Linked DNA regions of Homo sapiens: region 2 is linked to region 1. A link is a contact called in ENCODE Hi-C or POLR2A ChIA-PET data. All regions are on one chromosome and are shown on one strand. The core of a region is the stretch at or near the end of the contact, and the rest is flanking DNA. Distances in the headings are between cores, read along the strand shown.

Evidence for each region. A loop is a pair of places that touch in the nucleus more often than their neighbours do. ChIA-PET counts read pairs that join two places held with the same protein, here RNA polymerase II (POLR2A). Pooled maps may share reads with other maps.
Region 2: a pooled map shows a loop between it and region 1 (2.8-fold over the local background). The contact joins two enhancer-like sites. A Hi-C loop is called at or near these places in 1 of 168 maps with a recorded cell type or tissue (GM12878), 7 of 37 single-sample maps with no recorded cell type and 5 of 50 pooled maps. POLR2A ChIA-PET finds 5 or more read pairs at or near these places in 5 of 52 experiments (CD4-positive, alpha-beta T cell, Caco-2, GM12878 and 2 more).

Annotation. Positions count from the first base shown.
Region 1 is chr2:62,143,165-62,148,003 of GRCh38, reverse strand. It overlaps the pseudogene RPSAP26. Among named protein-coding and RNA genes, the nearest start is that of B3GNT2, 51 kb to the left of the region's middle. Within about 2 kb of position 2,188, at least 3 of the 41 ENCODE cell types and tissues checked have a DNase peak (open chromatin) inside an H3K27ac peak, as active enhancers do; they include GM12878, where a contact is called at or near this core.
Region 2 is chr2:62,331,880-62,336,718 of GRCh38, reverse strand. No RefSeq gene overlaps it. Among named protein-coding and RNA genes, the nearest start is that of MIR5192, 130 kb to the right of the region's middle. RefSeq lists an enhancer at 2,486-2,715. Within about 2 kb of position 2,557, at least 3 of the 41 ENCODE cell types and tissues checked have a DNase peak (open chromatin) inside an H3K27ac peak, as active enhancers do; they include GM12878, where a contact is called at or near this core.

The sequences.
Region 1 (4,839 bases), core at 939-3,438:
CAAACCTGTACAGCATGTTGCTGTACTGAATACTGTAGACAACTGTAACACAATGGTATTTGTCTGTCTAAACACAGAAAAGATACAGTAAAAATACGGTGTAAAAGATAAAAAATGGTATACCTGTCTAGGGTATTTATCTGAATGGAGCTTGCAAGACTGGAAGTTTCTCTAGGTGAGTCAGTGTGTGAGATGTCAGTGAATGTGAAGGCCTAGGACATTACTGTACCCTACTGTAGACTTTACACTATACACTTATGCTACACTAAATTAAAAAATTTTTCTTCAATAAATTTAACCTTAGTTCACTGTAATTAACTTTTTGGCTCTCTTTTAATAACACTTATCTGAAAACACAAACACACTGTACAGCTGTATAAAAATATTTTCTTTATAGTCTCATTCTGTAAGCTTTTTTCCTATTAAAATTTTTAAAAATTTATTTACTTTTTAATTTTTTCTTGTCAAAAACCAGGACACAAATACACATTAGCCTAGGTGTACACAGGGTCGGGATCATCAATATCACTGTCTTCCACCTCTACATCTTGTCCCACTGGACGGTCTCCAGGGGCAATACGCGCATAGAGCTGTCATCTCCTATGATAACACTGCCTTCTTCTGGAATCCCTCCTGAAGGACCTGCCTGAGGTTGTTTTACAGTTAACTTTTTTTTTTTTTAGAAACTGATGTTTATTTTCCATCAACCATTTTTCCATGTTGCTTAAGAGCCTATGCAAGAACAGCTTAAGACCAGTCAGTGGTTGCTCCTACCCATTCAGTGGCCTGAGCAGTGGGAGCTGCAGACCAGTCTTCCGTGGCAGGCTGAGCGCTCCCGTCTTCAGTAGGGAATAGGCACAGAGGGCACCTGTACACCTTCAGACCAGTCTGCAACCTCAGGCTGAGTAACAGTGAACTCAGGAGCTGGAGCAGTCCATTCACCCTGAAATTCCTCCTTGGTCACTGCCTTTTCAGCAGCAGCCTGCTCTTCTCTTTCAATCTCTTCAGGATCTCTGTAGAAGTACAGATCAGGCATGACCTCCCATGGGTGTTCACAGGAAATGGTGCCACGCATGCGCAGAACTTCCCGAGCCAGCATCCACCACATCAAACCCACTGAGTGAGCTCCCTTGTTGTTGCATGGGATGGCAATGTCCACATAGTGCAGAGGAGAATCTGTGTTACACAGCGCAATGGTAGGTAGGTTAACATAAGATGCCTCCATGAGAGGCTGGTGGTCAGCCCTGGGGTCAGTAACCACAAGAAGCCGTGGCTCCCGGAAGGCTGCCTGGATCTGGTTAGCGAAGGTTCCAGGAGTGAAGCGGCCAGCAATTGGAGTGGCTCCAGTGGCAGCAGCAAACTTTAGCACGGCCCTCTGGCCAGTATTCCTGGAGGATATAACACTGACATCAGCAGGGTTTTCAATGGCAACAATAGCACGAGCTGCCAGCAGAAGCTTCTCCCAGGTCCTCTTCAGATTTATGATATAGATGCCATCACTTTTCCTTTTATAGATGTACTGTTCCATCTGGAAGTCAAGATTGGTGCCACCTAAGTGAGTTCCTGCTGCAAGGAACTTAAGGACATCCTCCTCCTTCATTTGCAGGACATCAAGGGCTCCGGACATTGTGAAAGTTTCCCTTTAAGTTACGATGGGAATCCAGAACAACGCCGTATGGACCCCTCTGCAGGTAGCGTGGAAAGGACTTTTTTTTTTTTTTAATAAGTAGAGAGTATACTTAAAAGATAAAAAGCACAGTATAGTAAGTACATAAACCAGTAACACACTTATTATCAAGTATTATGTATTGCACATAATTGTGTTATATTTTTATATGACTGGCAGTGCAGTAGTTTATTTATACCAGCATCACCACAAACACATAAATAATGTGCTATGACACTAGTGATGGGAATTTTTCAGCTCCATTATAATCTTATGGGACCATTGTCACACATGTCATCTGTCATTGACTGAAACATCGTTACGCGGAGCATGACTGTAGATATTCTCATACACTGCTTGTGAAAGTATACATTGGTTGGGCTACTTTAGAGGGCTATTTGCCAATATTTATATGCATTCTGAGTTTGAGAGATTCTGAGAACTATGCTGGAGCCACTTCATACCAGCTAACAGAGCTGATTGTGCATTCATGTCTCATTAGTAGTTTGAAATCGGCCATGGTGGAAGAATTCACACCATGGAAATTGGCAAATGCTACAAATCAGCCCCACTTCCTCTTTTTGGAAGACTGGTTGTTAAACATTTATTAGTACTCTAAAGTCTATTTGACAGTGTCTACAATAAAAAAAAGAAAGAAAGAAAGAAAAAGCACATAACCCATGATACAGTATTCCTGTTTTCTAAGATATATTTGTACATGTAAACAGGGATGCATGTTCAAGGATGTTCACAGCAGCATTATTTGCAATGGAAAATTGAAGACAACCTAAAAACCCACTCATTGATAGTGTAAACCAAAAAGCATCTGAGACAGGTCTCAATTGATTAAGACGTTTACTTTGCCAAGGTTAAGGACCGTGGCCCATGCTGCAGCCTCAGGAGGTCCTGAGAACATGTGCCCAAGATGGTGGGATTGCGGCTTGGTTTTAGGGAGACAGAAGTTATGGGCAAAGACATAAATCAATACATGGAAGGTATACATTGGTTTTGGCCTGGAATAGGGGGACATCTCAAAGTGGGAGTTGGGGGCTGTTTCTAGGTCACAGGTGGATTGAGAGATTTCCTGACTGGCAGTTGGTTCAAAGAGTTAAGCTCTGAGTGAAGAGTTGAAGTCAGCTTGAGTTATGGTAAGGGGGGAATGTTTTGGAAGCCAAGGTTTTTGTCATGTAGGTGAAACCTCCAAAGAACAAGCTTCAGAGATAATAGATGTGACAGTCTCTTATCTGACCTAAAAGGTGTCAAACTCTGTGGAAAAACCTAGTAGAGGAAGGAGATTCTCTAAAAAAATGCAAATTTCCCCCACAAGGGACAGCTTTGCAGGGCCATTCAAAGTATGTCGAAGAAATATATTTTGGGGTAAAATATTCTGATCTCCTTCCGGGCCTGCTGTCTGTCATGAGATGTTACATCAGAGTCAGGTTGGAATTTGATCTTATTGCTACAAAGAGTCTGTTTTGTCGGTCTTAAAATCTCTGTTTTAATGTTAATGCTGGTCAGTTGGGTCTAAACTCCAAAAAGAGAAGGGTATATAATGAGACCTTCCCCCTCTCTTCCTGTCATGGCCTGAACTTCTAACCACCCCTCTTCCTGTCATGGCCTGAACTTTTTCAGGTTTTTTTTGGGATCCCCTTGGCTGAGGGGGTACATTCAGTTGGTTGGGGAGATTAGAATTTTGTTTTTGGTTTATAATAGGAAACTCAAAAACAAAAACCTCCAGCCTATTCTAAATGGAACACTATGCAGCAGTTAAAATTAATAAACTAAATTTATATAAACTGTTGGGAGAAAAAACTTCTCTACCAATTTAGGTCCAATTGGTCGGTGGCCTGTGAATCAACTGACAATACACAGATTAACAGGAGAAAAACGTACTACATATGCGAAGGTACCCTAAAGAGAGTAGCTCCCAGAATAGCTGGGGGGGAAAAAATCACACAGCCATAAAAGAGAATAAAATCGTATCCTTTGCAGCGACATGGATGCAGCTGGAGGCCATTATCCTAAGCAAATTAATGCAAGAACAGAAAACCAAATACCACATGTTACAAGTGGGAGCTAAACTGTGGATTCTTATAGACATAAAGACGGCAATAATAGCTACTAGGGACTACTGGGGTTGAAAGACTAACTACTGGGTACTATGTTCACTACCCGGGTGACAGAATCATTCATATGCCAAATGTCAGCATCACACAATATACCTAAAGTATCAAACATGCACATGGACCCCTAAATCTATGAACACAATTAATGGCTAAACTTCTAGGTGCAAAACTAGGGATGGCATTTGGGCTGTAAAGAATGGCACAGGCTGTGGTTACCCCAGTAACCACTTTCTTCCAGGACTCACTCAAGGCAATAGGGACTTGCTTGGTCTTGCCCCTTCTGTTATGGTTCCAGGGGTGGTTGCCCAAAGGTGATGCAAGTTGATTCTCCCAGGGATGGGTCCCCAGTGAGAGCTCTCAAGCTATTCAGGGACCTTCAGAGCCAAATTCCCCTAGCATTTTGTTCAACTCTTCCCCATGTGTACAGGGACAAGGAAGGGTTTTGCATTATCCTTTCCCATTTGTTGAAATTACATCTATAAGAACTGATGAAGAGAAGGGTCAGTTTTTTCCACCTGTCTCAGGGAACTGGGTGGGCCTGATAACTCTCCCACTACATGCTCCTGGCCCCAGATTATCTGGTTACTTATTTTTAAACTTCCTGATATTAGGGGAAAAGATTTTTCCCTAAATTCCCTATAAGTGATATTTGAAGCGGTGGTACGCCACCCAGCAAATGGCTGTATCCAGTTTTAATGGTTCATAAAGTAACTTATGAAGTGACTTGTTTTCTTTCAATTCAAAGGAAGTCTGGGGAAAGGCACCATTCATTCATTCAAGATGGGGTCTCAATATGTTGCCCAGGATGGTCTTGAACTCCTGGGCTCAAGGATCCTCCTGCCTCAGCCTCCTGAGTAGCTAGGATTACAAATGTGGCAGTTTGAAAGGCACTTTCTTGGTCTATGTGGTCCGCCTGTACCCAGATGATTTGGAGCCTCACCTTTAGTCCCACCCTGGCCAGCCAAACCAGGGTCAGCCTGGGGCTCCAGGAAAAAATGAAATGTTACATGGCCTTACTTGCCTTTTTCTGCTATTCATAGGCTGATA
Region 2 (4,839 bases), core at 1,308-3,807, 190 kb before region 1:
CGGGCATTCCAGACTGAGTGCCAAGGCCCTGATTTGGGAATGTGCTTAGTGTGATCTAGTAGCATCAAGGAGGCCAGGGTAGCAGGAGATGGGGATGGGAGGGAAGGTCAGAGAGCAGAGCAGGGATGTTGGGGGGCGGGGGATGTATATGCATGTTGTAGACCACGTAGGGCCTGGCAGCTCCTGGTGAAGACTTTGGTTTTGGTTTTTTTGGTTTTTTACTGATGGGGTCTCACTGTGTTGCTCAGGCTGCATTTGAACTCCTGGACTCAAGCAATCCTCCTGCCTCAGCCTCCCGAGTAACAGACAATGAATGCACTCCCCCCACCTGGCTAAGATAGGTTTTTACTCTGAGTAGAATGGAAACCAGTTAAGATTTCTAAGCTGAGGAGCAACGTGATCTGACAGATTTCAAAGGGTTCCTCTGGCTGCTGTGAGGGGAATGGACTGAAGGGACAAGGGTGGAAGCAGAGAGGGGTGTAGAGGCTGCTGTAGCTAAGTGAGAGAGACAGGATTGGGCTTGCACCAAGTGGAAGCCACGAGGTGGGGGGATGCAGTCTGATTCCAGATGGATTTTGAAGGTGGAGCCTGCAGGACGTCCTGATGGAACTGGATGTGGGGTGTCAGCAAGAAGCCAGACGGCCATTTAATAGTGTTAATGACTAAGGCTAGTTTCAGAGGAAAGAGAGTATAGCCCAATCCCATTTTTGCTCAAATAAACATCAAATAAGACACACTCCCTGTGCACGGATCTTTGTGTATACTAATCCGAGTCTATTAGTTGGCTAGGGCTGCCATCACAAAATACCACAGACTGGGTGGCTTCAGCAACAGAGATTTATTTTCTCAGTTCTGGAGGCCGGAAGTCCAAGATCAAAATGCTGTCAGGGCTGCTTTCTGGTGAGGCCTTTCTTCCTGTCCTGTAGACAGCTGCCTTCTCCTATGTCCTCATATGGCCCCTTCTTTGTGCTTGCTTAGGAGAGAAGTGGGAGCTCTCTCGTGTCTCTTTCCCTTCTTATAAGGACAGCGGTCCTTTTGGCTTTAGGCTGCACCCTTGTGACCTCACTAAATCTTAATTAGCTCCTTGTAGGCCCTGCCTCCAAATACAGTCGAATTAGGGGTTTAGGGCTTCGCCGTATGAATCTGGAGGGACACAATTCAGTCCATAACAATGAATACAGAGAAAGCTGCAGAAGGACATCCACAAGCCATTGCACTCCAGCCTGGGTGACAGAGCAAGACTCTGTTTCAAGAAAAAAAAAAAAAAGAAACCAACTTTCTAGCAAAAGGATCCAGAACATACCATGGTGAAGAGAGTTTCTTTCCTAAACTCCCCTTTCTGCCTAAAAGCAGAGCCTCCCAAAAGAATGCAACCATCATAGATCCCCTTCCCAGAGGTTTCCCAACCATGGAAGAGTGACTCCCTTCACCAGAGGGGAAGCCACAAGGCTATAAAAACTCTCCTAAATAGACATGGTCACAAAACTATCATATCTCCCTCATATCTATTTGCCTTAGGGCCCATTTATCTTTTCTAGAAGTCGCTGGTTTTCCAGTCTCCTTTCTCTCCATCCCCTTCTCCTATTAAGGGTGTATATTGTGTCATAAAATGTCAGAGCTACCGCCAAAAGACAAAGGTCTTTCATCTGAGAGCCTGTGAAAAAGATATATAAGCCCCCAATCCTAATCACCTCTTTGAGCCACATTTTTCTGTGAATTCCCATGTATGTATGTGAGTAAAATTCTGTTTTTGTTTTGCCAATCTGTCTTTTGTCAGTTTAATTCACAGGCCTCCAACACTGAACCTAAGAGAGTGGGGAGAAAGTGTTTCCTTTCTCACAGCTGTCACCTCCTCAGAGGGGTTTTTCCCTGGCTATTCTATCTCAACTAGGCCTCTTTCTCCTTTTTGTTTCCCACAGCATTTACCATACCTTATTCTGACTTTATTTGTCTGTTTACTAGGTTTTGGTCTGCCTTTCAGTAGAATGTAAGCTGCATGGAGGCGTATAATACAAATTCATTAACTACTCAGTGAATGACTGGATGAGGAAATCCGTCATCCTTGGCTCAGGTATTTATTGGTGAGTCTACAAGTGGCAGCTCAGTTCAGCACTCACTCACTGAGAACTTATTAGGTGTCACGATGGTGCTCGGCGTTAGGAACACACAGAGGCCCACTCCCTGTCCTCGAGGAGCTTACAGGAAAACAAGCAGCTATGCTGGGCCCTGGGAGAGGCAGGTATGAGCAGGAGAACCTTACTCTTCCCTCAAGAAGTTTACTGGTATAGGAGGCAGGGAAGAGAAAAAGGAAAACACGTGATAAGGAGCTTGGAAACAAACATGACTCCAAGTACAGTTATTTAGTACACAAATAAAACAGAGATGGTTAAACTATTCTCTAGGCCTTTGTTTAGGGAATAATTCACATCATTCTAATTACAGGGTTGTGAGAATAACAACAGTGTTGGATGGAGCTCATGGTACTTCTGCTTCATTTAGACAAATCTGCCTAAGGAGAGCCCATCCCCTACATACACAGACCCGCTGACAGGCATCGCTGGTTTCTCTTGGAAGCTTTCCAAGTGGCAAGCCTGGCGCCTAGGCTAGTCTTGGAGCCTCTAAAAAGCCTTTCAGGGCTGCCTCCCTACCTCAGTCAGGGCCCCATTAGCTATAAAGGCCAGAGATATACTGAAATTACCCCACCCCTCAAAGAGCACGTAAATAAAAGGGAGAATTTATTGAAATTATTTCAATGCACAGGAACCCAAGAGAAACTGAATAACTAGGCCAGGCCTAGTGTTCTCCGAAAGTGTTCTCATTTCTTCAGATTCCTGAGTTTAAATTTCCATATTCCCCTATTCTCCCCCCAGGTCAGGTGTCCGTGCTGCGGTACAATCATCCCACCCCTGTAAAAACAAGGCCCCCTAGGCCAGAGGAGATAACTCCAAAAGACAACCAGATGGGTGGAGTGATCAACCTTTGTGGTTCATCTGGGACTGAGGGATTTCATAGGGAGCATGGCTTTTAGAGCTAAAACCAGGAACGTTCCAGACAAACCTGGAAAAGTTAGTAATAAGTTCAGCCAACGTCACATCCGTTTCATGCCCATACATCATTAATTTTTTTTTTTTTTTTGAGATGGAGTCTCGCTGTGTTGCCAGGCTGGAGTGCAGTGGTGGAATCTTGGCTCACTGCAGCCTCTGCCTCCCGGATTCAAGTGATTCTCCTGCCTCAGCCTCCCGAGTAGCTGGGACTACAGGCACGCGCCACCATGCCCAGCTAATTTTTGTATTTTTAGTAGAGATGGGGTTTCACCGTGTTGGCCAGGATAGTCTCAATCTCTTGACCTCATGATCCACCCACCTCAGCCTCCCAAAGTGCTGGGATTACAGGCGTGAGCCACCGCACCTGGCCCCCTTCATCATTAATTTTAAGCAACACATTTCTTCATATTTAACATCACTGAAACCAGGATGTGTTTTAAAATGAGTGGCGTCCTGCAATGCGAAGCTGAGTTCTCCTGGAAATGATGCACAGCTGCCAGTCACTTCTAGGTCACCACCAACCTGAGACCACATTAAATTAATTTTCAGCTTGACTTTTTCAGACCACACTGACAGCATGAATTCAGACCTCAAATCTGCATGAGCACAGGCTCGTGGTTCAAATTGTCAGGAGAGAATTGTTGTTCCTCCCTCCACAGTGTCAGGATTGAGACGTGCGCATTTCCAGCCTGCCACTCCTGTGGGAAGACTTATTTTCTTACAGCATCCCAGCTTTTAAGTGGTGTCTCCATATTTGGCTTTTTTTTTTCTTGCATAATGGTACATAAAATAACAGTGCAGCTTACAGTGGATGGTGTCTCCAGTTGGATGAAATACGGGTAATCCTCAACCCCCACCAGCCGCTAGTGCTGGAAGGAGGCTCAGTTCTGTGGAACCCTGGCTTCTCTGGGTGGGAAGAGAATGCTGTCCCGGGTACCTAGGGCTGGATCCTGAGGATATAGAAAGAGTTCTCTCTTGGCCCTGATGAGCTTTTCTCTGAGCTCACTGGCTTGCAGAGCCTGGCAGCCCATTTGGAAAAGTTCTTCACCAGTCTCTCTAGACATATCAGTGTTTAGATAGCCTTCCTTCCCTACAAACACAAAGCTCATTTGTTTGAAATGTTGCAAAACTCCTCCTAACCACTGCCACATGTAGAAAACCCATGGAAGCAGAATTGTAGGAGAATAAGAAGGAGAGGCAGTGTTTCAACTTGAAAACTGGTAGACATGCTTTTTTTTTTTTTTTTTTTTTTTTTTTTTTTTTTTTTTGAGACGGAGTCTTGCTCTGTCGCCCAGGCTGGAGTGCAGTGGCGTGATCTCAGCTCACAGCAACCCTCTGCCTTTCGAGTTCAAGAGATTCTCCTGCTTCAGCCTCCTAAGTAGCTAGGATTACAGGTGCACACCAATACCCCTGGCTAACTTTTTTGTATTTTTAGTGGAGATGGGGTTTCACCATGTTGGCCAGGCTGGTCTCAAACTCCTGGCCTCAGGTGATCCACCTGCCTCGGCCTCCCAAAGTGCTTGAGCCACCATGCCCCACCTGGTAGACATGCTTTCTAACCCCCAGGTTTTCTTTCCCTCCCCCAGGGTGTTCAGCATTTCCTGAATATGTGATACCCCATCCCTATCCTCAGCTCATTCAGTTGACCTTTCCCCAGTCCCCCACCCAAAGCCACTCACCCTCAGGCTGGCTCACCTGTCCTCAGACCCCATCGTTTGTCTTTCTGTGTTGGGGCTCAGGACACACCACCCAAAAATATTACTGTAGGAGACCCAAATATGCCACCCCAAAATAC